Linked DNA regions of Homo sapiens: all the other regions are linked to region 7. A link is a loop called in an ENCODE intact Hi-C map of the cell type or tissue named here. Cell type or tissue: PC-9. All regions are shown on one strand. Each heading gives the region's core, and the rest is flanking DNA. Links, peaks and the distances in the headings are about the cores only. Region 1 overlaps CUX1 (cut like homeobox 1). Region 2 has its middle 28 kb from the start of LINC01007. Region 3 overlaps CUX1 (cut like homeobox 1). Region 4 overlaps CUX1 (cut like homeobox 1). Region 5 overlaps CUX1 (cut like homeobox 1). Region 6 has its middle 59 kb from the start of MYL10. Region 7 overlaps CUX1 (cut like homeobox 1).

Region 1 (4,340 bases), core at 274-4,273, 210 kb after region 7:
GTGCAGTGGAGAGATGAGCCTTTTTTATTTCAAAATACACAGCACTTCTTGGCCGGTCACAGTGGCTCATGCCTGTAATCCCAGCACTTCGGAAGGCTGAGGCGGGTAGATCACTTGAGCTCAGGAGTGAGCCACTGTGCCCGGCACTGTATGTTACTCTCTTAGAGATATGGCCAACTCGTGAGATCTGTAACCATCAGCTTTTACTAGATTATGCTGCAGTAACAAACAAACTGCTACAAATCTCAGTGGCCTGTGGCAACCAAAGATCATTTCTTGTTCATGTGTCATGTTGACTAGGGCTGGCTGTGACTGTGCCCCAGCCCCGTGGGTGGTCCTCATTCTAGGATCTCAGTGGAGGAAGTAGGTCCTATAAGGTCCTTGCAGCAGAGGGAGGGAGCACACTGGCTCTTAAATCTTAATGCTCAGATAAGACACCATCACTTACATACCATTGGCCAAAGCATTTCGTGTGGCTATGCCTGACATCACTGAGGAGGGAAAGCACCCAGGGGGAAGTTGCTGTTACACCACAAGTCACGTGGCAGTGGGCAGCGATGTGTGACGCCTCCTCCAGGGAGCCTAGATGGTAGTTGGGAGCGGCAGCAGCATATTCCATGTGACTCCGGGAACCCACAGCACAGCCGTGCTGGCACTCACATGGTTGGGCACTTTCTCACCCCTTCCATATCTCAGAGATCTGGTGGATTTCTATGAAACTTGTTTTCTAAACCTAGACTGAGTTTTTATACTATCATAAGCGGATACTGATTGAGAGCTAGATTAAAATACCTTCCTATAGACATTTGTCTTTCTCTTATTTTATTTGAGACAGGGTCTCACTGTCACCCAGGCTGGAGTGCAGTGGTGCAATCATAGCTCATTGGAGCCTTGACCTCCTGAGCTCAAGGGATCCTCCCAAAGAGGTGGGACCACAGGCATACACCACCACACCCACCCAGCCAATTTTTTATTTTTTGTAGAGACAGGATCTTGCTACACTGCCCAGGTTGATCTCGAACTCCTGCACTCAAACGATCCTCCCACCTTGGCCTCCCAAAGTGCTGGGATTATAGGCGTGAGCCACTGCACTACACATTTGTCTTTAAATGTAACACTTAGCCGGGTGCGGTGGCTCATGCCTGTAATCCCAGCACTTTGGGAGGCCGAGGCGGGCGGATCACCTGAGGTCGGGAGTTCAAGACCAGCCTGGCCAACATGGAGAAACCCCGTCTCTATTAAAAATACGAAAATTAGCTGGGCATGGTGGCAGGCACCTGTAATCCCAGCTACTCGGGAAGCTGATACAGAAGAATCTCTTGAACCTGGGCGGGGAGGTTGCAGTGAGCCAAGATCGCACCATTGCACTCCAGCCTGGGTGACAGAGCGAGATTCCGTCTCTAAATAAATAAATAAATGTAACACTACATTAAAAAAAAAAAAACTCAGCCTTATGAAAGTGATGTTGCTGAAAACATAACCGTGGAATCCAGTAGCGGCCATTAGTGCAGATGTGCGGGTCACTGCAGGAAGACAGCTGGAGAGCGCTGTTGGGTGTGTACAGTGGAGAAAGACACCTCCCAGGAGCTACTGCCAGCCAAGTGGCTGTCATCATCTCACAGCACACAAAACAGATGCTTACTACACAGAGAACTCTTTACATATTAAGTATTTCCTTTTCTTTTTTTTTTTTTTTTTTTTTTTGAGACGGAGTCTCACTCTGTCGCCCAGGCTGAAGTGCAATGGCACGATCTTGGCTCACTGCAAGCGCGGCCTCCCGAGTTCACGCCATTCTCCTGCCTCAGCCTCCCAAGTAGCTGGAATTACAGGCGCCTGCCACCACACCCAGCTAATTTTTATAGTTTTAGTCAAGAGAGACGAGGTTTCACCATGTTGGCCAGGCTGGTCTCGAACTCCTGACCTCAAGTGATCCACCCACCTTGGCCTCCCAAAGTGCTGGGATTACAGGCGTGAGCCACCGTGCCTTGTCAAGAACCCTTTACATATTGAGCATTTTCATAAATATTTAAACCTGGATTCCTGAACCCTTGGGTCACATCTGCAGACCATGCAGTTGGCCATTGCGGAAGATATTAAAAGCATATTAAACACCCACTGCGTGCCCGTGGTCGGGAGGAAAAACAGTTGATGCTACAGCTTAGTTTTCCAGGAATTCAGTATCCCTGAGTCAGGCAGCCTTATCTGTCATCCTAGAACTCCAGGACAGCCCCAGGTGGTGGTGGGAGGGGCCGCGGCTGGGAGATGGAGCTGCTCTGAGCCTGCAGATCAGGGTAGCATTCCTGGGAGGCGCCTTCCAGGCGGAGGGGAAATTGCTCATGTGTTCTGGGAACTGGGAGTGACTGGGTGTGGCAGGAGTGTGAGGCATGGCAGGAGGTGAGCCTGAAAAAGAGGCTGATCCCTCAGAGCAGGACAGGTTTTACCCAAGGCTGCAGGCCAGTGTCTAACCGTCTCTAGATCCGTCCTGGTTTAGCTTCTTCCAAATAGTTTTGTGTCTGTGTGAGAGTGTGTGTGAAACGGAGTTTTGCTGTGTTGCCCAGGTTGGTCTTGAACTCCTGGGCTCAAGCGACTCTCCCACCTTGGCCTCCCAAAGTGCTGGGATTACAGGCATGAGCAACGGTGCCGGCTCTAAATGGTTTTAAGGGCACGGTACCTACCTCAAGCTAACGTGCAGGCAGGCACGAGGTAGCTGGAATTCTAGCCTAGGATTCTCTCTTCAGCAATTCTTGCCTTAAGACCTCACCTTAGACGTTTGCTCATTCACAGATCCCTCCCCTTCTCAGAGGGAGCTGTGTTACCAAGCCTTGGCTTGTACCTCCAAGGCATGCAGTGGATGGGCTGAGCTCCCTGCAGGGAGTCAGGCGGGTGTGTGGGGGGCATGAAGGTGAGCAGGACACTGTCCCTTCCTCCCTCCCTCCCACGGATGCTCTTCCTGGCTGGTAGCCATGTGGACACCTGGGGGGAAGCTGTTCTGTGTGGCAGAGTCACTGTGTTGTGTCTGGTACTGGGGCCCTTGCCAGGGTAGGTCAGTGACTCGTCCAGGCCCTGGAGGCTGCTGCTGTCCCCTCCTCGTGCAGAGGAGGTGGGGCTGGCAGTCAAAGCCCAGGCTCCCTCCCTCCCTCTAGACTCAGAACAGCCCAGGAACCCAGCTCGAGGTCTGGAGGAAGTGATGTGTGCATTGGGTCTTGCAGCATAGATAGGTTTTGAGTGGACGGAGAGGTTAGCGAAGGGTGTTCCAAGTAAGCAAAGCACGGAACTAGGAAGTCACTGGCTGCAGCAGGGAAGTCACACAAAGGGACAACCTACCACAGACTGGGTGAGCTGCAGAGGGAGGATGGACTAAACTCCAACTTCAGGGTCATTCTGGTTGTTTTTTTTTAAGACAGGGTCTCACTTGGTCATCCAGGCTGGAGTGCAGTGGCTCAATCATAGCTCACTCCAGCCTTGAACCCCTGGGCCCAAGCGATCCTCCCACCTCAGCCTCCGAGGAGCTGGGACTACAGGCGTGTACCACCGTGCCTGTCTAATTTGTATTTTTTTGTAGAGATAGGGTCTCACTATGCTGCCCAAGCTGGTCTTGAATTCCTAGGCTCAAGCCCTCCTCCCACCTCAGTTTCCCAAAGTGCTGGGATTACAGGTGCATGCCACCATGCCCAGCTAATTTTTATTTTTGGTAGAGATAGGGTCTCACTCTGCTGCCCAGGCTGGTCTTGAACTCCTGCCTCCATTTCCTAAATTGTTGGGATTACAGGCCTGAGCCACTGCGCCCAGCCTTGAGGCCCATTCTTGTCTGCGGAGCGGAGGGGACTTTATCATTTAGAAAAGGATCTTTTAAGTCATCTCTTTTAAGAAACCTCATGGTCCATTTGCATACTGAATTCATTAAACTCATCGGCCTGACCGTGTTCCTCAGGACTGGGCTGGAATTTCCCTGTGTTAGTGGAAGAGGGCACGGGGAGAGGACTGAGAGTCTTGGTCCCTGTGATACAGCTCTGATGAGTGGAGGAACACTGGGGTTTTTGGTTTTTATGCCGGTTTAGATAAAATGACATGGATACACGTGGAGTGGTTTTTTTTTTGTTTTGTTCTGAGATGGAGTCTCGCTCTGTCGCCAGGCTGGAGTGCAGTGGCGTGATCTCGGCTCACTGCAACCTCCGCCTCCTGGGTTCAAGCAATTCTCCTGTCTCAGCCTCCTGAGTAGCTGGCATTACAGGCGCCTGCCACCATGCCCAGCTAATTTTTGTATTTTTAGTAGAGACAGGGTTTCACCATGTTGACCAGGCTGGTCTGCATCTCCTGACCTTGTGATCCACCTGCCTTGG
Region 2 (4,340 bases), core at 172-4,171, 260 kb before region 7:
GGGGACTTACAGATTGGACAGAGCTGCCTTCTCTACCAGTGCCTTGAGGGGACTCACTCTATGTCATGTGCATGATTCATGCTATCTCATTTAACCCTCACAACATCCGGGCCCATTTTATAGATGAGAAAACTGCAGAGCCTGGAGTGCCAAGTGGGTGATTTCTATCTGTTCCACTCCGAAGACCCAGGCTTACCACTCCAAAATGACAGTGGTGGTGATTTTTTCTTTTCTTGTTCGGTCTTCACTATGGCTCTGAGAGGAAGCTGTTCATTGCTCTATTTGCCAAGGGGGAAAACCTGAAGCTCAGGGATGTTGACCGGTCCAACTTGCAAGCTTAATGAAAATGCAGGACTCTGTCTCCTAAGCCAGGTGGTGGTGCAAAATGAGCCCCACTCCTGGGGTGGAACCTTGAGTTGGGAGCCCTGAGTTCTTGGCTCAGCTCCACTGGGGATGTCAAGGGTGACCTTGGGCAAGTCACTTCTCATGATCTAAGCCATTCTGTGCCCCTCAGCCCTGATTGCTCTGAGCCCCAGACCCTGCCATCCCCTGTCACTTGAGCTTCATCATAAGATGTTCCATGAGCATTGCCACTTATTGCAACACAGATGGAACTCTCTAAGCCTCTGTTTCCTCATGTGTAAAAACTGGATAACAGTAGTTTCTACTTTACAGAATATTGTGAGGATACAATAATATCATACTCTCAATGGATTCCTCACACTGCAGTGGTGTGATCTCAGCTCACTGCAACCTCCGCCTCCCGGATTCTGGGTTCAAGTGATTCTCCTGCCTCAGCCTCCTGAGTAGCTGGGATTACAGGTGCACTCAATTAATGTTAGCCATTAACTCTCTGGGAACATGTCCCCACTGTCTAGCTGGCTGTGGTACTCATGTATGAAGCCCACAAACATTCAAGTATCCAACGATCACCTAAAATGCACACAAGTTCATCCATTCAGTGTTGACATGGACAGATGGTATGATGGATTACAGATGGCTATAAATTATTTGTCATGCCTTTCAAGAAATCTATTTCCCCTCCTGTTTAGTCTAGACTATCCTCATGGCTGCTTACCCAATAGAATGCAATGGAAGGAACAGTGGCCAGTCAGGGTCCTAGTCTTTGTGAAGACTGGCAGTTTCTGCTTCTCCCTCTTGGAACACTTGCTCTTGGGACACTGCTTCTCAGAAACCAGCCATCATGCTCCAAAAGACGTACAGAAGCCACATTTAGGCACTCTGGTTGACAGCCCCGCTAAAGTCCCAGGCAACATCCAACATGAGCTGCCAGTCATATGGATGGGCCATCTTGGATATTCCAGCTCGCTATAGCTCCCAGATGGCTGCATCCCCAACCAACATCACATAAAGCAGAAGAACCTCCCAGCCAAGCACAGTCAACTCATAGGATAATGAGATTTAAGATGGTTATTGCTTTAAACCACTAAGTGTTGGGACAATTTGTTATGCAGAAAACCAAAGTGTTGGGGCAATTTGTTATGCAGAAAACCAAAACATATAGTATACCCATTTATGAAACTTTAAAGTATTTATTTACTACTTTTTGAAAAAGATTAGTCATTCTGTACTACAGAAAACTATAACAATAATTTGCTGCCTGTATTTGTATAGCCTGCAAGGTAAGCAAGGCTTTTACACTATAACATGGCTGGAAAAAATCAAAAGAAGAATATTATTTTGTGAGCTATGTGAGAAATTTATACAAAATTCGAATTTTAGTATCCACAAATAAAGTTTGATTGGAATACAGGCATGCTCATTCATTTATAGCTTGTCCACAGCTGCTTTGTCATGAGAGCAGTAGAGTTCCATGGTGGTATCAGAGGCCATATGGACCACAGCACCTAAAATATTTACTGTCTGGCCCTTTCCAGGAAAAGTTCACCAACTCCCTTCTCTAGACCATTAAATATGTATCATCATTTTGAACTTAAAATCCTGCATATAAGAACTTGTATGTGTCTGAAACTTATTGACTGAGTCCTGTAAGGAAAAAGCAAAAAAGCAACAGTGGGCATTTTTGCTTATTTATTTTTAATGTTTATAGAGACACGATCTCAGTCTATCACCTGGCTGGAGTGCAATTGTGCAATCATAACTCACTGCAGCCTCCATGTCCCAAGCTCAAGTGATTCTACCACCTCAGCCTCCTGAGTAGCTGGGACTACAGGTGCATGCCACCATGCCCAGCTACATTTTTTATGTTTTATTTTGTAGACACAGGGTCTTGCTATGTTGTCCAGGCTGGTCTCAAACTCCTGGGCTCAAGCAATCCTCCCACCTTGGCCCCCCAGAGTTCTGGGATTACAGGTGTGAGCCACGGTGCCAGGTCTATTTATTTGTTTGTAAGTTTGAAAGCTTTCAGAAGTATAAGAATGGCCCAAGCTGGGTGTGGTGGCTCACACCTGTAATCCTAGCACTTTGGGAGGCGGAGCTGGGTGAATCACTTGAGGTTGGGAGTTCGAGACCAGCCTTACCAACATGGAGAAACCCCGTCTCTACTAAAAATACAAAATTAGCTGGGTGCGGTGGCACTTATGTGTAATCCCAGCTACTCGGGAGGCTGAGGCAGGAGAATCGCTTGAACCTGGAAGGCAGAGGTTGCAGTGAACCAAGATCATGCCATTGCATTCCAGCCTGGGCAACAAGAGCAGAACTCCGTCTCAAAAAAAAAAAAAAAAAAAAGAATAGCCCAACAGTGTGCAAACATAGGAGGAATGCCTAGAAAGCATTCAAAGAGAGATCAAAAGGAAACTCTGATTATGGGGGTGAACAGGGGACTTTGAAGAAAGAAACCAGAAATGGAAGGGGTCCTAGTGGGAAAAGGACATTCCCTAAGGCCAGGACAGTATCCATGCCCCCAGCCCCTTCTATCCTCCCCACCCCCACTGTCCTGCCCTGGCCAGAGCTCCAGGCCACACTGTTCCCACTGTAGGGCCTACACTAGCTGTCTCCATCTTTGTCCCCTGCCCATCTTCCTCCACTAGGGCTCAGCTTGACAACCCTTCCTCATGCAGCCTACCACCTCTAAGCCTGCATTCCCTCCCTTCTCTATGCTCTGAAGTTCTGTATACAGGACTTGCCTCTAAGATCCCACTGGCCAGGTCGTAACGTTGAGACCCAACCACTCATTCTGCTCCCTGGGCTGGGTGCACCTCGTGGGTAGTCATTGGCCTTATTTATCTCTGGGCCCCCCGGGAAGGCATGAGAGCCAAGCTGCTGAATACAGGGGCCCTGCAGCTTGTACTGAGCATTTGAGTACCAGACACTTCTAGGATTTCACGATGGAAGACCCTATGATACGGCATCTCCTTCCCATGCCCCACTATCAGGGACAAGGGGTGCAGAGACAACGGGGCCTCCCAGCTGGAGGGACTGTTCAGGGCCAGCTCTGAGCTGCCTCCCACCCTCGCCTAGCCTCTGGCAGGGCCTCTGGCCAGGCAGGAACGGCCAACAGAGTCACCTCCTGCTGACAAGCCTGGCGCTGACAGCCAGGATCTGGGAGAACAAGAAGTCCATTCAAGGCGCAGGGCCGGGCGGGCCCACTTTCAGGTGTATGATCTCACCTCTCGGAAACTGGCAAGCCGCCGGAGGGCCTCGTCAAGGCTTTGATGACCCTGTGCTGAGGACGCAAATCCTAGGCCTGGCCGACACCCTGCTCCAAGGACCAATGACTGAGGCCAGAGAGGGTCCCAGATGGAGCCTGGGTAGGGGTGAAACTGCACAGGCGGACGGGCAGAGCGTCCACCCTGGAGAAGAGACCCAGGCCCAACCAGGCCCCAGAGCCTGCACGAGCACCTGGAGTGGCAGGGACAGCCCAGCCCCCTCCTGCCCCACTTCCTGGGAAGCAGCAGCTTGTGTGTTCTGGTCGGTCGGCTTTGGCAAAGCTGACTGGTGACGTCAGGCAGGCACCCCCTCTCATCCAGATCCTGGGCCCCCCACACACTGGGCCCAGCTGGGGGATGGAGCTAAAGGAACTTTGCTCCCAGCTCATCTTGTTTCTGGGCTTTGTTGCCCAGTGGCCACTGGCACCCTGGTGGAAGGGACCAGCCAGGGGGAGTAGTAGGCCCCATCTCAGCTGGAATCTCCCAGGGTAACTGGGCCTGCAGCTTGCTGGAGTCCGTACTTTTCTGTGAGCTCACAGGGCAGATCCCAGAAGCCAAAACTGACCCAGAGGGAATGGAACTCAGATGGTCAAGAAACCACTGCCCTCTGCCCTCTTGGCATGTGACCTTAGTTCCACCCATAGAGACCAGATGGCAGTCTCTGGCTTTTCCAAGGACCCGCGGGGCAGGAATGCAAGACAGAGCACACAC
Region 3 (4,340 bases), core at 76-4,075, 380 kb after region 7:
AAGGGACCAGAGGACAGGGCAAAAATATTTTTGGATGGTCATCAGCTAATGAGTACCTAAGAGGGCTGGAAAGTTGTGTAACTTTTTCTCTCCAGCAGCCTGAATCTAAAGATTTTTTTAGCACTGGGAGCACTTTTAACCAAGGAGAGCGAAACAGCTCTGGGGGCGCTGCATTTGGTTTTTGTGTTGTGTGGGTGGCTGATCGGGCTATCACAGCATTTACTGAGCATGTACCAGGTGGCTAGAGGCCTTCCTTTGTTATCAGAGAGAGAAATAAGAAATGCATTTTGTAGGCAGGGCACGGCGGCTCACGCCTGTAATCTCAGCACTTTGGGAGGCTGAGGCAGGCGGATCACTTGAGGTCAGGAGTTCAAGACCAGCCTGGCCAACATGGCAAAACCCCCTCACTACTAAAAAAAAAAAAAAAAAAAAAATATAGCCAAGCTTGGTGGCGTGCGCCTCTATAATCCCAACTACTTGGGAGGCTGAGGCACAAGAATCGCTTGAACCCTGCAGGCGGTGAACAGAGATTGAGCCACCGCACTCCAGCCTGGGTGACAGACCATGACCCTATCTCAAAAAAAAAAAATGCATTTTGTAGATCAGGAAACAGAGGTTCAGAGAGGTTCGGTGCCTCCACCAAGGTCACCCGGCCTGGAAAGTGACAAAGCAAACTCCTGCCACAACAGATCTCTCTCTTGCTGTTATTTCCCAGCCTCTGGGGATTTGGCCTCCCTAGAGGAATAACCCCACGTGCACCCACATGTCATCTCGAATGTGGATTCATGTTCTTCTTGCAGCCTGTAGGCTACAGCATAGGAAAAATGCCTAAAGCCAGGTGTGCTGTGCCTCTTGGTTTGCAGTTTCTAAGCGCTGGTCCTCGCCAGTGAGTCCGCCCCTCGAGCACCCTCAGTCCTCAGGTCACCTATGGTGCTGGGAGCTCACTGGGCGGCTGAACTGCATCCCTTAGGGGCAGAGACTGGGAACCAGCTGCTGCCGGTCTGACCGTAAGAAGCGGCAGCCTCCCTGATCAGCTAACGCAGAGGACCTTAACTAAGAGTGGGCATCCCAGGGGCCGGGCACAGTGGCTCATGTCTGTAATCCCAGCACTTTGGGAGTCCGAGGCAGGTGGATCACTTGAGGTTCAGAGTTCAAGACCAGCCTCAGCAACATAGTGAAACCCCATCTCTACTGAAAAATACAAAAATCAGCCAGGCATGGTGGCGCACGCCCGTAATCCCAGCTACTTGGGAGGCTGAGGCAGGAGAATCGCTTGAACCTGGGAGGAGGAGGTTGCAGTGAGCAGAGATGACACCACTGCACTCCAGCCTGGGCGGCACAGCGAGACCCCATCTCAAAAAAAAAAAAAAAAAGAATGGGCATCCCAGGCCCTTGAGTGGCTCTGCCCCAGCCCACCCCACCCCCGTCCCCGCCACACACACACACACACACACGCGCACACAACATCTGAGCCAGGGGTGGGTATGGAACCCAGGCCTGTCAGTTCTTAATTCACCCAGAAATTCCAGCCAAGCATCGCCGTTCTCACCCAACCCGGGAAAGGACTGCTGAAGGAGAGAGAGTGTCTGGTGCCTCCTCCAGGAACCCTATGGGGGTTCCTTTATAATAATAGAGGCTTCTATTTTCTGAGAACTGCCCTGTTTGCCAGGCACTGCGCTAAGACTGCTGTTCATCCACACGACTCTGCTTAGATGTCCTTATCCAGGAAATACGAACCTCGGTGCTTCATGCAGCCTAGCAGATTTCAATAGCTCCTATCAGTAGGGAACGGGAATTCATACTCAGGGCTGTCAGATTTCAAAGCAGATGCTCTTAAATATACATCCGCTGCCTCTGTGCTGCGAGCTGCCCCCCTGGGATGACCCAGGGGCACTGCTGCTGCCCACTGATGACCTGCCCAGGTGGTGGCCTCTGCCCCATTCAGGGCCCCTCTAGCGAGCTCTGGCCTGCCCTTGGGCCTGTAGTCTAAGGGTCTGAGGTAGGCCATGCCTCTTGGGCAGCCCCAGGCAGCGCTGTAAGCTGCAGAGGCCTGGTGCCACATTGCCCCCCTAAAAGTTTTCAACTTATTTTTCGTTTTGTTTTTTGTTTTTTGTTTTTTAAAGTCTCGCTATATTGCCCAGGCTGATCTTGAACTCCTGGCCTCAAGCAGTCCTCCCATCTCGGCCTCCCAAAGCGCTGGGATTACAGGCATGAGCCACTGCGCCCGGCCTTTTCAATGTCTTATTATGGGAAATCTCCAACATAAACAAAAGTAGAGAAAATGCTGTCATGAACCCAATAGATCTGTGCAGAGTTTCCCGTGATCCCCTCACCCGAGCAGCGTGAAGCTTCCTGCACTAGCCAGGAGGCAGCCCTCAGCCCTTAGGAGGGAGGAGGCCCTGACAACCCAACTCCCTGCTGTGTTTCTCACCCTGGGGCCCTTAGGAAAGGACCTTAGTCCCCGCAAATACATCTCCAGGGCTTCCCAGGCCTCCCATCTTTCCCTCGGCACAGGCTCGGGGCGCCCTCTTGTGTTACAAATGAATTACTGTTTCTGCGGGGCCCAGACCTTTCCAAAGGTGCCCTAGTATCCAAAGCCGCTGTGGTCCGATGGCCTTCTCTTCACTCCTGGGGGTGCCGGCCACAAAGGCTGCTCCCTAGAGAGGCCTTCTCCAGCCCCCTGCCAGCCCCTGGTCAGTCGTCTGTCCCCTAGGAGGGAACTGGAGGGAGTCCCCACGGTTGGACAATCCAACTCCTTTCTCTGGATCCAGCAGCTTTGACTCCGCTGTTTGGGTTTTCTATGGGGAAGATTTACCTTCTCAATTGCTTCTGAGTTCTCATGACAAAATGGCAAGTTAATTAAGGAAATCCCTTGCCTAAGCTGTTTATTTTATTTTTTTAGAGACAGGGTCTCTGTTGCCCAGGCTGGAGGGCAGTGATGCAATCATAGCTCACTGCTGCAGCCTCGGTGTTCTGGGCTCAAGTGATCCTCCCGTCCCAGCTACTCGGGTGCACGCAGCCTCGGTGTTCTGGGCTCAAGTGATCCTCCCATCCCAGCTACCCGAGTAGCTGGGACTACAGGTGCACGCCACCACACTGGCTAATTTTTAAATTTTTTTTGAGACAGGGTCTCTCTATGTTCTCCAGGCTGGTCTCAAACTCCTAGGCTCGAGCAATCCTCCCATCTCAGCTTCCCAAAGTGCAGAGATTATAGGCGAGAGCCACCACGCCCGGCGATGTCCTTCAGGATTCAGTTTAAACATCATCTCTTCTAGGCAACTTCCCCTTCTGCCTCCCCAGGTGTAGGGACCAGCCCCACAGGGTCTGTGGGTCTCTCCCCGTGTGTGGAGACGAGAGAGTATAGAAATAAAGACACAAGACAAAGAGATAAAAGGCAGCTGGGCCCGGGGAACCACTACCACCAAGTTGTGGAGACTGGTAGTGGCCCCAAATGCCAGGCTGCACTGATATTTATTGGATACAAGACAAAGGGGCAGGATAAGGAGAGTGAACCATCTCCAATCATAGGTAAGGCCACGTGGGTCACATGTCCACTGGACAGGGGGCCCTTCCCTGCCTGGCAGCCGAGGCAGAGAGAGAGAGGAGACAAAGAGAGAAACAACCTACACCATTATTAGAGACTTTTAGTACTTTCACTAATTTGCTACTGCTATCTAGAAGGCAGAGCCAGGTGTACAGGATGGAACATGAAGGCAGACTAGGAGCGTGACCACTGAAGCACAGCATCACAGGGAGATGGTTAGGCCTCCAGATAACTGCGGGCAAGCCTGACAATGTCAGGCCCTCCACAAGAGGTGGAGGAGCAGAGTCTTCTCTAAACTCCCCCGGGGAAAGGGATACTCCCTTTCCCGGGATACTCCCTTTCCCGGTCTGCTAAGTAGCCTGTGTTTTTCCTTGACACTGAGGCTACCGCTAGACCACGGTCCGCCTGGCAACGGGCGTCTTCCCAGACGCTGGCGTTACCTCTAGACCAAGGAGTCCTCTGGTGGCCCTGTCTGGGCATAACAGAAGGCTCGCACTCTTGTCTTCTGGTCACTCCTCACTGTGTCCCCTCATCTCCTATCTCTGTATGGCCTGGTTTTTCCTAGGTTATGGTTATAGAGCAAGGATTATTATAATATTGGAATAAAGAGTAATTGCTACAAACTAATGATTAATGATATTCATATATAATCATATCTAAGATCTATATCTGGTGTAACTATTCTTGTTTTATATTTTATTATACTAGAACAGCTTGTGTCCTCGGTCTCTTGCCTCGGTACCTGGGTGGCTTGCCGCCCACACCCAGGCCTGGCCGAGGAACTCTTCTCAGTATC
Region 4 (4,340 bases), core at 119-4,118, 150 kb after region 7:
GCTCCACTGTTCTGTTGTCAGTTGTGTTCGTTGTTTTCTTGTAAATAAACAGTATGACAATAAAGGGAAGTTACTTCTTAGCTGCTCAGAAGGTGACCAGAGCAGGGCTGGAGTGCCAGCCTTGCATTCATTGTTTGCTTTATTGCAAGGCTGCTTGGAATTGAAGGGGATCTCCGTTCGAGTCTGAGCTGGAGGAAGGAAGGGGCTCCTGTACCATGTATAGAACTTGGGCTCTCCCCGGGGTCAGGGGCCTGGGCTCTGGTGCAGCCCCACCACTTCATCAGGTCACCCCAGGTGGTTTCAGCCTCTGATTTCTCATCCCTGGAATGGGGTGTTTGCAGCCTCGTAGGTTGCTATGGGGATTGAATGAGATATGTTCATGAGCCAGTAAGGCAGCCAAGATGTCACTTACATGGAACTTACATTGCAACCCCAGTTTTAGAATAACATAGGATATTAAATATCACCATCTCCTTGAATACTCATAGTCCGCAGTTTGCTTCATGTTATAAGGTGTTTAGTTCTAGGCTGAGCCTGTAATCCCGCCACTTTGGGAGACTAAGGTGGGAGGATTGCTTGAGGCCAGGGGTTTAGAACCAGCCTGGGCAACATAGTGAGACCCCTGTCTCTACAAACTATATGTATACACGTATAAATTTTATAAAGATGTTTAGTTGTTCTGAATTTCCTAAAAAATACAGCTTAACTTTTTTGTCTTCCTTTACCTGCACCTGGATGCAGTGGGAAAGATTTTCCCAGTAGCACAAGGTGGACCAGGTGAGCTATCCTCACCCAATGGGGCTGAAAGACAGGGCTTTGATATCCTGCCCCAGAGCCCGGCTGTTACCACATGGTTTGATTTGCGATGCCAAGCAGGCTTCCTTACGGGTCCACACACCTCTGGTTTTTAGCTTGAGATTGGGGCAGCTGTTCCTCCTCTGGCCCAGCCAGGTATAATCAGGTACAAAGGAAAGTGACCTAGAATGAAGAGGTTGCCCTGACCTGGTGGTGGAATTGGAGCCTGGGAGCACGGGTCGGATGGCTTAGTTCATCTGTTTGGCAGTGGATCAAATCCCCCTCCTCCCACATACTTGATTTATGTGGACTGGGAAAGAATGTTGGGTTTCAACATAAAGAAAACAAATTTGGCTGATAACTCGTAAATCACAATAAACTTTCATTCCAAGAGTGTTCTGGGCTTCTAAGAAATATATTCCTATCTCACATCTCAGTTGATATTCACAGCCACCATTGAGCTAGAGTCATTCCCAGGTGGAGAAACTGAGGCTTGGGAGTTATGCCTGCCTTGGAGAGGGATGGGGCTAAGACTTGGGCTCTGGTGTCCTGACCACCGAGCCTGGTTCCTTCCACGTGGTCTGATTCCTGGGATGTGAAGCAGCCATCCTCACAGGGCCACACACCTGGACAGGTACACAGTGCAGCAAGTAGAGAGGCAAAGAAACAAGGGAATTGATCAGGGGTCCACACGCTTTCTCTAAAAGAGCCTGGTGCTACATATGTTAGTCTTGACGGAGAAAGAGGCAAAATCAGGATATCATGTAGGCACTTATATAACCACTTTAAATGCAACCATTTAAAAGTGTAAAAACCATTCTTAGCTCATGGGCCATAAAAATCCCAGCAGCTGGCTGGTTTTGGCCGGCTTGCCGCAGCTTGCTGACCCCTGGGAGAGAGCATCTGCTGCTATTGCAGGCAGGGGACTGCAGGTCATCCCCCTGTTTGGGTCCCACTCCTGCCCGTCATTCAGGCTCTGTCAGCTTCTACCCAGAAGTACCTGGGAGTCGGGGGTTTTGCTGTGTCACAGAGAACTTGGCTCTCGATAGAGTCGGAAAGGAATTCTGGGAAAACTCTAGAGATGCATTAAAAAATCTCCACTGGGCCGGGCGCGGTGGCTCACGCCTGTAATCCCTGAGGCAGGCACATTACCTGAGGCCAGGAGTTCGAGACCGGCCTGGTTTTTTGTTTTGTTTTGTTTTGTTTTGTTGAGACAGGGTCTTGCTCCATCATCCAGGCTGGAGTGCAGTAGCACGATCATAGCTCCACTGCAGCCTCGAGCTCCTGGGCTCAAGCGATGCTCCCACCTCAGCCTCCCAAGTAGCTGGAACCACAGGTGTGCACCACTGCACCCGGGTTAATTTTTTTATTTTTGCAGAGACGATAGTCTCCCTATCTTTCCCAGGCTGGTCTCAAACTCCTGCCCTCAAGTGATCCTCCTGCCTCAGCCTCCCACAGGGCTGGGGTTATAGACGTGAGCCACTGCACCTGGCCTCTTTCTTCTTGAGGCTAGTTTTCCTGACTGCGTGATTCCCAAAGCTTCACCCCACTGATGCTGGGTTCCCCTCCTCTGTCTACTCCACCTGCTGAGGCTGGGGCTCTCAGGGACACAGTCAGCAGCTCAGCCTCTGGAAAGACCTGGAAAGATCACATCCTTCTGGGAACCTGCTTCTGGAGGCACAAGTAGTGTAGCTCCTCTTAGGCCCTTTCGATGAAGTAAGAGCAGCTCATTAGCATCCCAGGCTACAAAGCCTAAAACCCTTTGCTTTTACCAAAACCAGAGGGTCTAAAGAGAAAGGTCACGAGGAGCGAGCGGCCGCGTGGATGAGGTTGGCCAGAGAAACTGGTTTGTTTTGGAAGCCGATGGAAGATGCGCTTGGAAGGCTAAGGCTGCCGAGGTTGAAGTCCGTCATTCTCAGTGCAGACCCTAGGGAGGAAGTAGCAGGACCCCAGTGGGGCTGCAGGCATTCAGAAAGAGAGCTGCCTGGGGTTTCCCTTCAGAACCTCCCTCCTTTTAACCCGGGAGTAAAGAGAAAAAGACCCGCGGGGTCCACTGGCTCGGAAGTCGGTCTCTTTCAGTTTGGAGCCTCCAGTTGGAAACCTGCCTTTTAATGGCCAGGCTGATGGTCTAGTTACTCTTTGAACAGGGAAGCCTCGTCAGGCTCTCTGCTGACCACGCCTCAGTGCTCCCTCGAAGGACAACTCTGGAATGCCAGTTTTTATCTCATCTCGGTAGAATGGATTTTTTTTCTTTTCTTTTCTTTTCTTTCTTTGAGACAGAGTCTCGCGCTATCACCCACGCTAGAGTGAAATGGCACGATATCGGCTCACTGCAACCTCCGCCTCCCGGGTTCAAGCAATTCTCATGCCTCAGCCTCCCGAGTAACTGGGATTACAGGAGCGCGCCACCACACCTGGCTAATTTTTGTATTTTTAGTAGAGATGGAGTTTCACTATGTTGGCCAGGCTGGTCTCAGGCGATCCACCCGCTTCAGCCTCCCAAAGTGCTGGGATTACAGGCGTGAGCCACCGTGCCCGGCCCTAGAATGAATTTTTCTTTTAGGGAAAATAAGGTTATTGGTGAATGGGTTTGGGCTGTCATCTTCAGAAACTGATTTCATCTAGAACAGTTTGTGACGGGCAGATGTGGAATAAAACCACTGGATGCATCAGGCGTCACTGCCAAGGGTGCAAGGGGCTGCTCCATGCTGGGCGTGCGAGAGGAGCAAGAAGCCGTCCCCGCCCACCACGGTGCAGGCCGGGATGCAGCGGAAAGCCCTTGCTTCTTAGATTTCCCACACAAAAGTGTATTTCTTGTAGATTTCGCCAGCGCGGGCCTCCTCCTCTGCTTGGCAGTGGCTCTGCACGAGCTGCCTTGGGATGGATCTCTCATCTTTGCTGCTGGCCTCATCCAAGGAACAGACCCCATGCACGGAGCCTAGATGCCCCGAGGTCTTCACTGATGGCCCTCTGAATTTTTATTTTGTTTGTATTTCATTTGTTACTGATTGAATTTTTGAGACAGGGTCTCGCTCTGTAGCGCAGGCTGGAGTGCAGGGGCGCGATCCTGGCTCACTGCAGCCTCGGCCTCCTGTACCTAAGCCATGGCCCTCTCTGACTTTGAACCCCTCAGTTCATTCTCAGATCAGACCACTCACTCACTGAGGCCCTCGGCTCTTCCACAGGTCTCAGCCTTTTGCCCCTTATAGTTTTTAGTTGTTGCAGCCTTTCTGTTCTCTTCCCCTCTCCTGTTAAGGGGACATTTCCAAGCACCCTGGCCACAGAACCTCCTCACCTCCCACCCTCCGCCCCTGGGTGCCAGGGCCTGGGTTCTCTGTGGAAGTCCTGCCAGCTCCGGGTATTTCCCACGTGGATTTCTCATCATCTTCACCACCAGATCAGTTCCTGGCCTGCACCCCTCCTGTCTGGCTTGTGGCAGGGGCTGCCACCCTCACCTGGGCCCTAAACTTCTACAAAGCCCCACTCTCTCCTGTTCCCGTCAGTCTGCTTGCCAAGTCCAGTTTATTTTAATTCTGGGGAACGTT
Region 5 (4,340 bases), core at 240-4,239, 270 kb after region 7:
GGGAGGGGGCTTACAGACGTCACATGCACACACACAGGCTCACACACTCTGTACTCAAAAACACGTACACATAAATAGAGAGGCAGCCGGGCACGGTGGCTCATACCTGTAATCCCAGAACTCTGGGAGGCCGAGATGGGTGGATCACCTGAGGTCAGAAGTTCAAGACCAGACCAGCCAACATGGTGAAACCCCGTCTCTACTAAAAATACAAAAATTAGCTGGGTGTGGTGGCGCATGCCTGTAATCCCAGCTACACGGGAGGCTAAGGTAGGATAATTGCTTGAACTTAGGAGGCAGAGGTTGCAGTGAGCTGAGATCGCGCCACTACACTCCAGCCTGGGCAATAGAGTTAGACTCTGTCTCAAAAATAAAAAAAAAAGAGAGGCACTGTGCATGTGGCCATGTATATAAACATGTTTGTGAATATAAACATGCAATCAGTTTTTAAAAAATTTTTATCGGCCGGGCGCAGTGGCTCATGCCTGTAATCCCAGCACTTTGGGAGGCCGAGGCGGGCGAATCATGAGGTCAGGAGATTGAGACCATCCTGGCTAACACAGTGAAACCCCATCTCTACTAAAAATATAAAAAATGAGCCAGGCGTGGTGGCGGGTGCCTATAGTCCCAGCTACTCGGGAGGCTGAGGCAGGAGAATGGCGTGAACCCGGGAGGCAGAGCTTGCAGTGAGCCGAGATTGTGCCACTGCACTCCAGCCTGGGTGGCAGAGTGAGACTCCGTCTCAAAAAAAAAAAAAAAAAAATTATCATACAGTCTCTCAACCAGTCCTACTGCTTTTTTTTATTTATTGATTTTGAGACAGGGTCTCACTCTGTCACCCAGGCTAGAGTACAGTGATGCGATCTTGGCTCACTACAACTTCTACCTCCCGGTTTCAAACGATTTTCCCACCTCAGCCACCCAAGTAGCTGGTATCACAGGTGTGTACCACCACACCTGGCTAATTTTTGTATTTTTAGTAGAGATGGGGGTTTCACCATGTTACCTAGGCGGGTCTTGAACTCCTGAGCTCAAGTGATCCACTCATCTCGGCCTCCCAAAGTATGGGATTACAGGCATGAGCCACCGCGCCTGGCCAATAAAGCAATCATATTCATCCAGCATCCTTTGAGAGGGTAGAGAAAATCATTATTCACAGACTGTCACCTGGGTTTGGCGTGCATTCCTACAGATTTTACCTATTTAAGAGATCCTTAAAGTTTTTCTGATTCACTGTTAAGGTAAGCCTAGGGATCTTGCAGTGTATATGTGAAGGAAATGGGTAACGGACTGTTGAGTGAATACAGTGTATAGATTGTAGCACATATGGTGATCTGTGAAACGGGGGTGTCATGACACACCCCTTCCTGCATCCCAAAATTGTGGGGGTCAGGGTGGATAACGGGCATTTCTGCAGCCTGCACAGCAGTGCCGAATGCAGGCTGCAATCCAGCAATGTCACTGCTGGGTATTTATCCAAAGAAAGGAAATGGCTGTGTTGCAGGCATACCTGCACTCACACGTTTATCACAGCGCTGTTCACACAGCAGCCTAGGTGAGGAAGTGACCTATGTGCCCAGCTTCAGATGAATGGATGAAGAAAATGTGTAGATCCACAGTGGAATATGATGGAGCCTTACAAAAGGAAATCCTGCCATTTGCAACAACAACGTGGATTCATCTGGGGGATGTTACATTAAGTGAAATGAACCAGGCACAGAAAGACGAATACCACAAGATCTCACTCATGTAAAACGTTGATCACATAAAAGTTAAGAAGAATGGTGGTTACCAGGGGGTGAGGAGAGGTTGGTTAAATGATACATATTTATAGGTAGACAGGAGGAATAAGTTTGAGAGATGTATTAGACAGTGACTATAGTTAATGCCGGTATATTGTAAAATTGGTTAGTAGAAATTTTTTTTTTTTTTTTGAGACAGAGTCTCCCCTCTGTTGCCCAGGCTGGAGTGCAGTGGCATGATCTCGGCTCACTGCAACCTCCGCCTCCTGGGTTCAAGCAATTTTTATGTCTCAGCCTCCCAAGTATCTGGGAGTACAGGCACAGGGCACCACGCCCAGCTAATTTTTGTATTTTTAACAGAGACAGGGTTTCGCCATGTTGGCCAGGCTGGTCTCGATCTCCTGACCTCAGGTGATCTGCCCACCTCAGCCTTCTAAAGTGCTGGATTTACAGGCATGAGCCACCGCGTCTGGCCCCATTTTTTAAGTGTTGACTGAAAACTACCTCAAAAGACCGGCTTTATCCCACACTCTGTACACCACAGGCTTAGCACGTCGTGGCTCTCCAGGAACTCTTGAGCCTTCCCCATGATGATGAGTGGGTCAGGGTTACCGCAGAGCTGAACGGCCTCTGTAGCGTTCAGCCTGCAGCCTGCCCAATGAGGACGTTTGCGCTCTGGAAAGGTAAACTCAGGATGCTGTTGGCTCCTAAGCAGAAAGCAGGCGCCACCCAGCCTTCAAGTGCTTCAACAGTGAAGAGTTAGGACGGAGGCCCAGCCTGGAACATTCACGCCACCTTCTGCCCCCAGTAAAATTCCTTAAAGCTATGAGGTTCTGACTCACCACGGGGAGTCCCTGGCCGCCGCTGGGAGGGCCTTGGCCATGCAAATCTCAGTGACATAGCACGTCTTATTTGCTTCAGAAGTGGCAGAGGAGAAAGTGACTTGCCTCACGCTGCCCGGTTCCACCCAGGGACCTTGTGAAGAGACGCGGGAAGGCTGGCAGAAAGGAGAACCGTCCTTCCTGTGGAATACTCCCGAGATCGCACCACTCCACTCCAGCCTGGGTGACAAGAGCAAAACTCCATCTCAAAAAAAAAAAAAAAAAGGCACTGTACATGTGTCCATGTATATAAACATGTTTATGAATATACATAAATAATTTTTTAAAAAATTTTGTCATGCAGTCTCAGCCAGTCCTGCTGTTTTTATTTTATTTTATTTTATTTTATTTATTTTTTTGAGACAAGGTCTCACTCTATCACCCAGGCTGGAGTGCGGTGATATGATCTTGGCTCACTACAACCTCCGCCTCCTGGGTTCAAGCAATCTTCCCACCTCAGCCACCCAAGTAGCTGGAATTATAGGCTGTTTCCTTTTACATGACATTATTTTCCCTTTTTTATGTTTTATTTTATTTTATTTTTGAGATAGAGTCTCACTCTGTTGCCCAGGCTGGAGTACAGTGGTGCGATCTCAGCTCACTGCAACCTCTGCCTCTTGGGTTCAAGCGATTCTCCAGCCTCAGCCTCCCGAGTACCTGGGACTACAAGTGTGCACCACCATTTCCGGCTGTGTGTGTGTGTGTGTGTGTGTGTGTGTGTGTGTATTTTTTGTAGAGACGGGGTTTTATCATGTTGGCCAGGCTGGTCTTGAACTCCTGGTCTCAAGTGATCCACCCGCCTCGGCCTCCCAAAGTGCTGAGATTAGAAGTGTGAGGTACCACGCCCGGCCCGTGACATTATTTTTAAGTACAAAAGCCATACATGTTTACTATACAAAGTTTAGAAAATTCTCAAAGATTTTTTTTAAAGGAAGCAGATCATCACTCATAATCCCACAGCAAAGATGATCATTGTTAACATTTTGGCCTATTTCCATAGTCTTTTTTTCTATACAGATTGTTCCTTACAATGGCATTATGTCCCCTAAACCCATCGTAACTTGTAAATACCTTAAGTCTAAAATGTGTTTAGCACACCTAACCTAAATGTCATAGCTTAGCCTCGCCTATTTTAAGCGTGCTCAGAACACCCACGTTAATTAGTCTACAGTTAGGCAAAATCATCTAACACAGCTGTCCCCAACCTTGTTGGCAACAGGGACCAGTTTTGTGAAAGATAATTTTTCCATGGACCAGTGCAGTGGGGGGCGCGGTTCAGGATGATTCAAGCACGTTCTATTTATTGTGCACTTTATTATTATGACATTGTAATATATAATGAAATAATTCTACAACTCACCATCATGTAGAATCAGTGGGAGCCCTGAGCTTGTTTTTCTGCAACTACACAGTCCCATCTGGGGGTGATGGGAGACAGTGACAGATCATCAGGCATTAGATTCTCATAAGGAGTGTGCAGCCTAGATCCCTCGCATGCGCAGTTCACAGTAGGGTTTGCACTCCTATGAGAATCTAATGCTGCTGCTCATCTGACGGGAGGCAGAGCTCAAGCAGTCATGAGAGCAATGGGGAGCAGCTGTAAATACAGACGAAGCTTCCCTCCTGCAGCGCATCTCCTGCTGTGCGGCCCAGTTCCTAGCAGGCCACAGATGTGGCCAAGGGACTGGGGACCCCTGATCTATATAGTGCTTTCTTT
Region 6 (4,340 bases), core at 268-4,267, 170 kb before region 7:
GCTCACTGCAACCTCCGCCTCCTAGGTTCAGGTGATTCTCCTGCCTCAGCCTCCTGAATAGCTGGGATTACAGGTGCCCGTCACCACACCCACCTAATGTTTGTATTTTAATAGAGATGGAGTCTCACCATGTTGGGCAGGCTGATCTCAAACACCTGACCTTCCATCTCAGCCTCCCAAAGTGCCAGGATTACAGGGGTGAGCCAGCACTCCCGGCCACACCTGGCTTTTTCTTATTATTTATTTATCTATTTAGAAATGGGGTTCTCACTCTGTGGCCCAGGCTGGAATGCAGTGGCGCAACCACAGCTCACTATAGCCTTGACTTCCAGGGCTCAAGTCATTCTCCTGCCTCAGCCTCCTAAGTAGCTGGGACCACAGGCACGTGCCACCACATCCGGCTGATTTTTTAAATTTTTTGTACAGCTAGGGTTTTGGTATGTTACTCACGCTGGTCTCAAACTCCTGACCTCAGGTGATCCGCCCCCCTCGGCCTCCCAAAGTGCTGGGATCACAGACATGAGCCACCGCGCCAGGCCCACATTTTGATTTTTAAAGCACCACCACATAGCTTTATGTCCTCGTTGTTTTCCACCTGAATCTCCTTATACAAGACTCAGGCTGGGCCAGGCACAGTGGCTCATGCCTGTAATCCCAGCACTTTGGGAGGCCAAGGCAGATGGATCACCTGAGGTCAGGAGTTCAAGATCAGCCTGGCCAACATGGCAAAACCCCGTCTCTACTAAAAATACAAAAATTAGCTGGGCATGGTGGCGCATGCCTGTAATTCCAGCTACTCGGGAGACTGAGGCGGGACAATTGCTTGAACCCGGGAGGCAGAGGCTGCAGTGAGCCGAGATCATGCCACTGCACTACAACCTGGGCAACAGAGTGAGACTCAGTCTCAGAAAAAAAAATAATAAAATAAATAAATAAAAAGATTCTCAGGCTGAAGTCACGAAGTAGGGTGGCCCCGAGCCCCCCTCAGCAGACACAGCCCAAGAGGGCATCTGCAAAGAGCAGGACTGTGGGTTGTGGGCAAGACGTGGAGGGGAGGTAGAGGAGAGAAGGGGACCCCCTACACCAGGAGGAATTTGCAGGCTTCACCAGGGAAATAGGACGGCACCCCCTGCCCCAGGGAGGTGGGCAGGGCATAGAGGGCATTTTCCAAATTGTACAGCCACAGGGACCACTCTGCCCAGAGCTCCACTCACACCCTCCAACCCCCTAGTCACACAGACACACATTCACACACACACACTACAGTCGTACACACACAGACATGCATTCACATATACACTCACTGACATACAGATACATACTCACAGGCACACACAGACATGCATTCACATACACACTAACGCAAAGACACACACAGACATTCACACAGAGTCACACTTACACACAGACATGTATTTACACATTCAAATGAATACACACACTAACACACAGAGACACACACAAACACGCACACACAGACATGTAGTCACACACCAGATGCACACACATACACTAACACACAGAGCTGTACTCACATAGACCACACACATACACACATAGGCATCATCACTACGCTAATGTCTCTCAGTGTCCTACGACAGGTGTGCACGGCCTTGCCTTGCACTGAGGTGCCCCTGCAGTATTGGGGGTTCCACCGTAGTACTGGGGTCCACTCACCCATAGACCGTGCATCTCCAGCTTCATGCGCAGGAATTTCCCCATGCCACAGGGCCTTTTGCTGGGGAAGATGCTGGTCTGCCCAAAGTCAGCGTGGAATCTGGGCAGAGCCAGAATGACCTGCCCCAGGCTTGGGAGCCGAGCATATAACCCCCCTACACACAGCGCCATTCAGACCCTGGCACCCCACCGTTGGGCTCCCTAAAGATGTGTCCATTCTGCTTGACTTAAACACTGTATTCCTGGTTGGTCCTTCAGTGACAGGGGAGGGAGGAAGAGGCTGTGGCTTGCAGGACAGGGGGTCAGGATATGGGCAATGGCTTGGGGACCTCCTACTTGTAAGGAACCAGGGTGGGGTCCTATTGGGTGGACAGGAGACCCTGCAGCCCTGGCCTCACTGCCTTCTGGGATCCTCTGCCACAGGTCCCACCCCGCAGCCCATCCTGGGCCTGCGACCCACAGCCTGTGCCTCCTGTCCCCTGTCCCTCCCAGTGCACCCTGAGCCCACCCTACCCAGCCCCCGCCACCCCCCTGCTGCACTCCCAGGGCTGACCTTCTTCCCTGCCCAGGCTGGACATCCCTCCTCTCTTGCCTCCCCCTTGACCTCCCTGATGGGACTAAGTGGAGGCTTCTGTTCATGGAAACTGGGGTTAAGGAAGCAAACTACAGGGCCTGGGGTCAAGGTCAGGTCCAAGGTCAGGGCTGAGTCAGCCCTGACTTCGTTCCTCCCGCCTCTTCCCCCGGGCATCCAGGCCCTTAGGTGTCAGGAGTTACAGCCTTGCCCTCGCCTCCTGCTCCTCTGGCCGAGGCCAGGGCGGCCCCTTCCTGTCCCCCCTGCCCGTCGTTCGCTCCCCGAGGGCGCAGCAGAAGCACGGGGAACTCCGGACCCCACGAGGCGCTCTGGACGAGGTCGAGCCGCCGCTTCCCCCGGGCGCCGCTAGGTGGCGCCGCGCTAACGAGGATCGGGATAGACCGGAGGGGCCGCGCTGCCACCAACCGGGTCTCCACTCCCCAGGTCCTCACTCCCCGGGCCCCAGCCTCGCCCCAAAGCTCAAACACGCACCCGGGAACCCTTCCACCACCCTCCCTCCCCACCCCTGGCATCCTTAGCCCTCGGCAGCTCCCGTGGTCCCAGGGGCCTCTCCGGTCCCTCAGCAGGAGACCTGGAGTGCACGGCCTGTCCATGCCTCTGGGACGCAGGACAAAGTGGACGAATAGGAATCAACCGTGGGGAGGGAGGGGCCACCCAGGAGAATCCCAGTCCACGGAGTAAGGGAGGGTGGCATGCTGAGTGCCAGGCAGAAGGCCTGGCCCAGGCGGTGCTCCCTAAGTGAGGGTGCACCCTCACTTACATCCTTCCAGGATAGTTCCTCTTCACATCCTTCCAGGATAGTTCCTCGCCTAGGCGTTTTCTCCCTCAGTTTGGGGGTAGTGGTTTTTAGGGCCCCGTGTGAGAGTGAGAAGGCTCAAGGGTGCCACTACCCCAAAACCAAGGGGGCAAGGGGCAGACCCCAACTGTACCAGGAGCAAGGAGCTGCTTTAATTTACTCCTCCCAACATGTCTATTAGACGTTTTACCAACGAGGAAGATGGGCTCAAAGCCCAAGGTCACATGGGGGTGGATGGCCAAGGCAGGGTTGGAACCCAGGTCTGGCAGATGCCCTTGCCATGCCCTGGGGTGCCCCAACTCTGACCACAATGAGCCCTTCCAGCTCCTTCCCAGCCCAAAACTAAACCCTGAGGCAGAGTGACTGGGCCACGCTCAGACGTCCCTGACTCTATGCCCTACCTCTGTCCCTCTGAGACTCCCACTGTCCTACAGCTGCCTTCTGGTCTTTGCAATGGCTGATCGTCCTGCCGGGAAAGGTGTTTCCCCAGCCTCACCAGGGCCCACTCTGGCATCAACTCCTACAGGAAGCCCTCCCTGATTGATCCCTAAGTGGAGGCTTCGGTTGGGTCCCAGCCTCAGGAAACTGGCATCAGAGCCTCCCATGGTCCCGGGCTCAGACACAATAGTGAACTCAGCCAGGTGAAGGAAGAGCTGAGAGCCCACCACCACCACGATGCTGGTCCATCGGCAGCCTGTAGCACGCCCCAAACACCCCATTTACAAAGAAACTTTTCAAAGGGCATTTAGGGCAGATGATAAAACTATGGCCCGGAGAGGCCAAGTGACTAGTGCAGAGTCACACAGCAAACCAGAAGAGACTAGACACCAACCAAGATCTGTCACTATATTCATAAAAGAAAAGAAGGCTGGGTGCGGTGTTTTGTGCCTGTAATCCCAGCACTTTGGAAAGTCAAGGGGGTGCAGATCGCTTGAGCCCAGGAGTTTGAGACCAGCCTGGGCAACATAGTGAGACCTCATCGCTACTAAAAATGTAAAAATTAGCCCAGCATGGGGACGTGTGCCTGTTGTCCCAGCTACTCAGGAGGCCGAGGCAGGAGAATTGCTTGAGCCCAAGAGGTGGAGGCTGCAATGAACCGTGATTGTGCCACTGCACTCCAGCCTGGGTGACAAAGCAAGGCCCTGTCTCTAAAAAGAGAAAGAAAATAAAAGGAAGACCAAAAGCAATGAATTTAAAACACACACACACACACGCATGCATGAGTGCATGCATGTACTTAAGTGGTAGGGCAAAGTGCCGCTGCGGACTGCAGCT
Region 7 (4,340 bases), core at 176-4,175:
GCTGGGACTACAGGCATGTGCCACCACACCCAGCTAATTTTGTATTTTTAGTAGAGGTGGGGTTTCACCAGGCTGGTCTCAAACTCCTGACCTCAAGTGATCCTCCCACCTCAGCCTCCCGAAGTGCTGGGATGACAGGTGTGAGCCACCTCGCCCGGCCTGGACTCAATTTGGATTGCAATGCCCCACAATGGTGACCTCCCTCTTCTCTGTTAATGCATCCTCTTCCCTCTTGCTTAAAAATTTCCCCAGTGCCGTGGCATCTTACCTCCTGCTGAAGTGTGTGCTGATGCTTTGCTGGGGGCTGGACCCCGTCCCTTGGAGCCTGGCCCAGGCCCTGCCTCCCAGTGAAACCCTGGCCGCCTTTCCAACCTCAGAGGCTCTATCTCCTCCCAAACCCTGTAGCCCTTCCAGTTGCTGGTCACTGACTTCCATTAATTGGCCCGGTGGCCTTGCCTGCCAGGGGGACCATGAGGTGAGGGGCCGTGTCCTCCGAGTGGTCTCTTTCTCCAGGGTGCTGGGGACCCAAGAAATGCCTGGTCGTTTCTCATAGGTTGATAAGGAAAATGAGGCCTAGGTAGGGACAGGCAGGATTTCACCTGAATTTACAAGATGATGCAATGGAAGAGTCTTCAGTATATTTTCACGTATTTTAGAATTGAGTTACAACATTCATTTTGGTACTTTCTCTGTGTTCTCCCCATGTGTTAAAAAGCAGCTTAAGGCCGGGCGCGGTGGCTCATGCCTGTAATCCCAGCACTTTGGGAGGTCAAGGCGGGTGGATCACGAGGTCAGGAATTCCAGACCAGCCTGGCCAACATGGTGAAACCCCGTCTCTACTAAAAATACAAAAATTAGCTGGGCGCAGTGGCAGACGCCTGTAATCCCAGCTACTCGGGAGGCTGAGGCAGGGGAATCGCTTGAACCCGAGAGGCGGAGGTTGCAGTGAGCCAAGATTGTGCCATTGCACTCCAGCCTGGGCGGTAGAAGGAGTTTCCAGCTCAAAAAAAAAAAAAAAAATGCAGCTTAAGTGCTGGTTTAGCGCCTGTAATCCCAGCACGTTGGGAGGCTGAGGCGGGAGGATCACTTGAGCCCAGGAGTTTGTGACTAGCCTGGGCAACATAGCAAGAACCCGTCTGTACAAAAAATAAGAAAAATTGGCCAGGTGTGGTGGCGTGCATCTGTAGTCTCAGCTCCTTGGGGGCTGAGGCTGAAGGATCGCTTGAGTCCAGCAGGAGGTCAAGGCTGCAGTGAGCTATGATCAAGCCATTGCACTCCAGTCTGGGTGACAGAGTGAGACCCTGTCTCAAAAAAAAAAAAAAAAAAAAAAAAGGAAACAAGAAAGAAAAAAGCAGCTAAATTCTGCTGGAAGTGTGCAGTAAAGCACAAGTTTTCAGCCATCAACGCAGGGAGCCGTTAATCACGACCCATAATAACCAGAATGTTATTCCACGGTTGCGGTTTGTTTATTTCATCAGAGTTGCGTCTTCACCTATTTCCCTCCCTACTCTTAATTGTTTATCCAAGTTAGTGTTTTCCATTCTTTCACTGAAGGCTCTAAAAATGGTCCCATCAAGAAGTCTGGTAGATAATGGAAGACGAAGTGGACTTTACAGAAAGATGAATTTTCTTCCCTAGAGCTGGAAAACCCTTCAGCGTGTCATGCGTTCCCCAGCCAGGACAGACAAAGCCACGCAATCTGTTTCCTGCAGGCCCAGAGGGGAAGGCTTCCTCCTTGTGGTTAGTGACTTCAAAAGCTGTCCTCACTAGAGCAAGTCCAACTCTTCCTCTAGTTCTGATGACTTCACGGCAGCCAACTGAGCTGCTGAACGCTGTTTTTTTCTACGCAGAAACCCTCCCGACTTTCACGAGGAGTTGACAGGTTTTCCTCTTCACTCGGGCTCCCTTGTCATCGTTAAACTGAAACTGCTTTCTTGTAGCCAAATTCTGTGGTCCCTTTTCGGCCTCGGCCTCCTTGACCTCTCTGTGTCCCCACCTTGGCTCTCCCACGCCTGCCAGCCGTACCACAGGCCCCGGGTGTGAACCCTCCCTCCGCGGTCATGCAGCCACGCCTCTGCTCAAGCTGTGCCTCCTCCTGGGCGCACCCTCCCTCTCCCATCCTTCAGCCTCTGAAGTCCTGCCCAGCTCCGGTTCCTGTTTCTGTTAGGACGAGGCCCTTCAGATCCTCTCCAGCAGGTGGACTCTGTCCTGCCCCGTACCACCCGCCGCGGGCCACTTTTGGGCCTGCGCCATGTTCCTGCCCTTACCCCGCCCGGTGTTAGCGTCACGTGGGTCCTGATGTCCTCCCTCTCCCAGGCCTCTGCTTATCTGATTGGGGGCTGTGCTTGACTCTGAAACCCGGGCACCTCCTACAGGGCATTTTGCCTGTCACAGGCCTAGCATTCAATACCTATCATATTTTTGAAATATCTGCAGAAATAAAAAGAAATAACTATTTTCTTCTTCAGGAGTTAAGATGCGTGGCCACCAAGTACTTTTCAATACATAAAATATGTTTTCAGCACAGAAAGGCCTTTCACCGCTCTTACTTACATAGTCTGCTTTTGGTATGATGGGGACGGATGAAAAATGAGGACTGTAGGCCTCCGAAGTCAGCTGTTTTGAATTAAAGCAGCGCACGCTTTGAGTCAGGTGAAGCGAGGATGGGGTTTCACCCGTTGAGGATGAATTTGCTGGGTTACTTTAAACTGGAACTGTTCTTTTCAGAAATGAGTGAAGCAGGAAGGGAAAGACGGAGCTTGTCTGGCTGGGTCGGATGACCCCCTTTGCCAGGCCGTCACCCCTCTAGGTTGAGTTAGCTCAGAATAACTTAGCTGTGCTATAGCTTTGCATAATTGCAAGGAGCTTTGTTTCGTTTTATTTTGCAGGGAATTTTTTTCCCCCCTTAGCTCTTCCTCCTGGTGTATTTGTAGAAATCAGCTTCATCATGGTCATTTAACAGTAAGGGCTGGGGGTGGTGGCTCACGCCTGTAATCCCAGCACTTTGGGAGGCCGAAGTGGGAGGATCACTTGAGGTCAGGAGTTCAAGACCAGCCTGGCCAACATGGTGAAACCCCGTCTCTACTAAAAATACAAAAATTAGCCGAATGTGGTGGCACGCACCTGTACTCCCAGCTCCTCGGGAGGCTGAGGCAGGAGAATCACTTGAACCCAGGAGGCGGAGGTTACAGTGAGCCAAGATGGTGCCACTGCACTCCAACCTGGGCAACAGAGCGAGACTCTGTCTCAAAAAAAGAGAAAACAGAACATACTATTTTTGTTGTTTCTGAGGAGTAGGGTTTCTTACCAGGGAACCTGCTTTAAAAAAATGCAGTATGTAGATTCCTTAAGAATAAAGTTAAGCAGCAGCTAACCAAGCACATGGCTAAAAACCCGGCCAAGAGCATTGTAGTATCTGGTTTTGGGGTTGGTGGTGGGGATCCCATTTTAGAGGCCGACTTTGGTTTGTGATGGTTAGGTTTTACTTTCTTAGGTCTCAGCTCACATGTCCCCTTCTCAGAGGAGCCATCCTCACCCATCCCTTCTTGGTCCCTCCCGCCTTCCCTGACTTTTTCTTCTTCAATGACTTATCTGCACATGATCCCCTACTTATAAAACCTGTGTCTTCCACTCCTCTCACCCGAAAGAATGTTTGAATTCTGAAAACAATGACTTTGTTCTTAGCACCCACAACAGCAAATGCTCAGTGAGCCCTATGTTGAGTGAGTTAGTTGTGAGCTGTGGTGGTTTAGTGAGGGTATACTTTGGCCCTTAGAATGCGAATGCCTTTTTTTTTTTTTTTTTTTTTTGAGATGGCGTCTTGCTCTGTGGCCCAGGCTGGAGTGCAGTGGCACGATCTTAGCTCACTGCAACCTCCGCCTCCCAGGTTCGAGAGATTCTCCTGCTTCAGCCTCCTGAGTAGCTGGGATTACACACACTCGCTACCATGCTCGGCTAATTTTTATATTTTTAGTAGAGACTAGGTTTCGCCATGTTGGCCAGGCTGGACTCAAACTCCTGACCTCAGGTGATCCGCTTCCCTCGGTCTCCCAGGGAATGGCTGTTTAATCACAAGAAAGTCTTCCCTTCATGCGTTGTGAAAACCAGCAGTATTTTAATTGAAGAAATCCGGTATTGTTTGGCTTTCTAGATTTGGAAGTAGGTCAGGTGGCTAATGATTGAAAATGGACCGGCAACCAGAGGGCCTTTGGAAACTCTAGCTCGACTTCAGGCTATAGTTTTGTTTATGCCCTTGTCACTAAAGGCACTGCCCATGAGAGCTGGGTTTGCAGTCCCTGCTGAGCCTGGGGTTGAGAGCAGAGCCCTAGAGTAACTCAGCA

Evidence for each region. A loop is a pair of places that touch in the nucleus more often than their neighbours do. Peaks named below come from ENCODE experiments on the same cell type or tissue, not always from the same donor. Only the 100,000 strongest peaks of a DNase experiment are listed, where the experiment ranks them.
Region 1: a loop joins it to region 7, with 4 times the contacts of the local background. A loop is called at or near these places in 4 of 110 quality-filtered maps.
Region 2: a loop joins it to region 7, with 4 times the contacts of the local background. A loop is called at or near these places in 2 of 110 quality-filtered maps.
Region 3: a loop joins it to region 7, with 3 times the contacts of the local background. A loop is called at or near these places in 4 of 110 quality-filtered maps.
Region 4: a loop joins it to region 7, with 2.1 times the contacts of the local background. A loop is called at or near these places in 4 of 110 quality-filtered maps.
Region 5: it touches region 7 in a loop (2.7-fold over the local background); 5 of 110 quality-filtered maps call a loop at or near these places.
Region 6: it touches region 7 in a loop (4-fold over the local background); 11 of 110 quality-filtered maps call a loop at or near these places.

The regions. Positions count from the first base shown.
Region 1 is chr7:102,061,703-102,066,042 of GRCh38, forward strand. The region is part of intron 3 of CUX1 (cut like homeobox 1); the gene reads left to right. Among named protein-coding and RNA genes, the nearest start is that of SH2B2, 220 kb to the right of the region's middle. RefSeq lists enhancers at 511-810, 2,104-2,820. In PC-9, for the core only: no CTCF peak of the experiment used is centred there; a DNase peak (open chromatin) is centred at 2,309; H3K27ac peaks cover 419 bases.
Region 2 is chr7:101,594,973-101,599,312 of GRCh38, forward strand. No RefSeq gene overlaps it. Among named protein-coding and RNA genes, the nearest start is that of LINC01007, 28 kb to the left of the region's middle. RefSeq lists enhancers at 3,280-4,208, 4,209-4,340. In PC-9, for the core only: no CTCF peak of the experiment used is centred there; no DNase peak of the experiment used is centred there; H3K27me3 peaks cover 34 bases.
Region 3 is chr7:102,234,346-102,238,685 of GRCh38, forward strand. The region is part of intron 22 of CUX1 (cut like homeobox 1); the gene reads left to right. Among named protein-coding and RNA genes, the nearest start is that of SH2B2, 50 kb to the right of the region's middle. In PC-9, for the core only: CTCF peaks have their summits at 2,517 (motif pointing left) and 2,726; no DNase peak of the experiment used is centred there.
Region 4 is chr7:102,003,347-102,007,686 of GRCh38, forward strand. The region is part of intron 2 of CUX1 (cut like homeobox 1); the gene reads left to right. Among named protein-coding and RNA genes, the nearest start is that of CUX1, 190 kb to the left of the region's middle. In PC-9, for the core only: no CTCF peak of the experiment used is centred there; no DNase peak of the experiment used is centred there.
Region 5 is chr7:102,122,865-102,127,204 of GRCh38, forward strand. The region is part of intron 8 of CUX1 (cut like homeobox 1); the gene reads left to right. Among named protein-coding and RNA genes, the nearest start is that of SH2B2, 160 kb to the right of the region's middle. RefSeq lists a silencer at 650-876 and an enhancer at 2,357-2,909. In PC-9, for the core only: no CTCF peak of the experiment used is centred there; a DNase peak (open chromatin) is centred at 2,587.
Region 6 is chr7:101,685,882-101,690,221 of GRCh38, forward strand. No RefSeq gene overlaps it. Among named protein-coding and RNA genes, the nearest start is that of MYL10, 59 kb to the left of the region's middle. RefSeq lists a silencer at 2,671-2,800. In PC-9, for the core only: CTCF peaks have their summits at 2,611 (motif pointing right) and 2,813; no DNase peak of the experiment used is centred there; H3K4me3 peaks cover 831 bases.
Region 7 is chr7:101,854,875-101,859,214 of GRCh38, forward strand. All of the region lies in intron 1 of CUX1 (cut like homeobox 1), which reads left to right. Among named protein-coding and RNA genes, the nearest start is that of CUX1, 39 kb to the left of the region's middle. RefSeq lists an enhancer at 2,048-2,177. In PC-9, for the core only: CTCF peaks have their summits at 2,318 and 2,517; DNase peaks (open chromatin) are centred at 1,757 and 2,197; H3K4me3 peaks cover 1,477 bases; H3K27ac peaks cover 2,587 bases.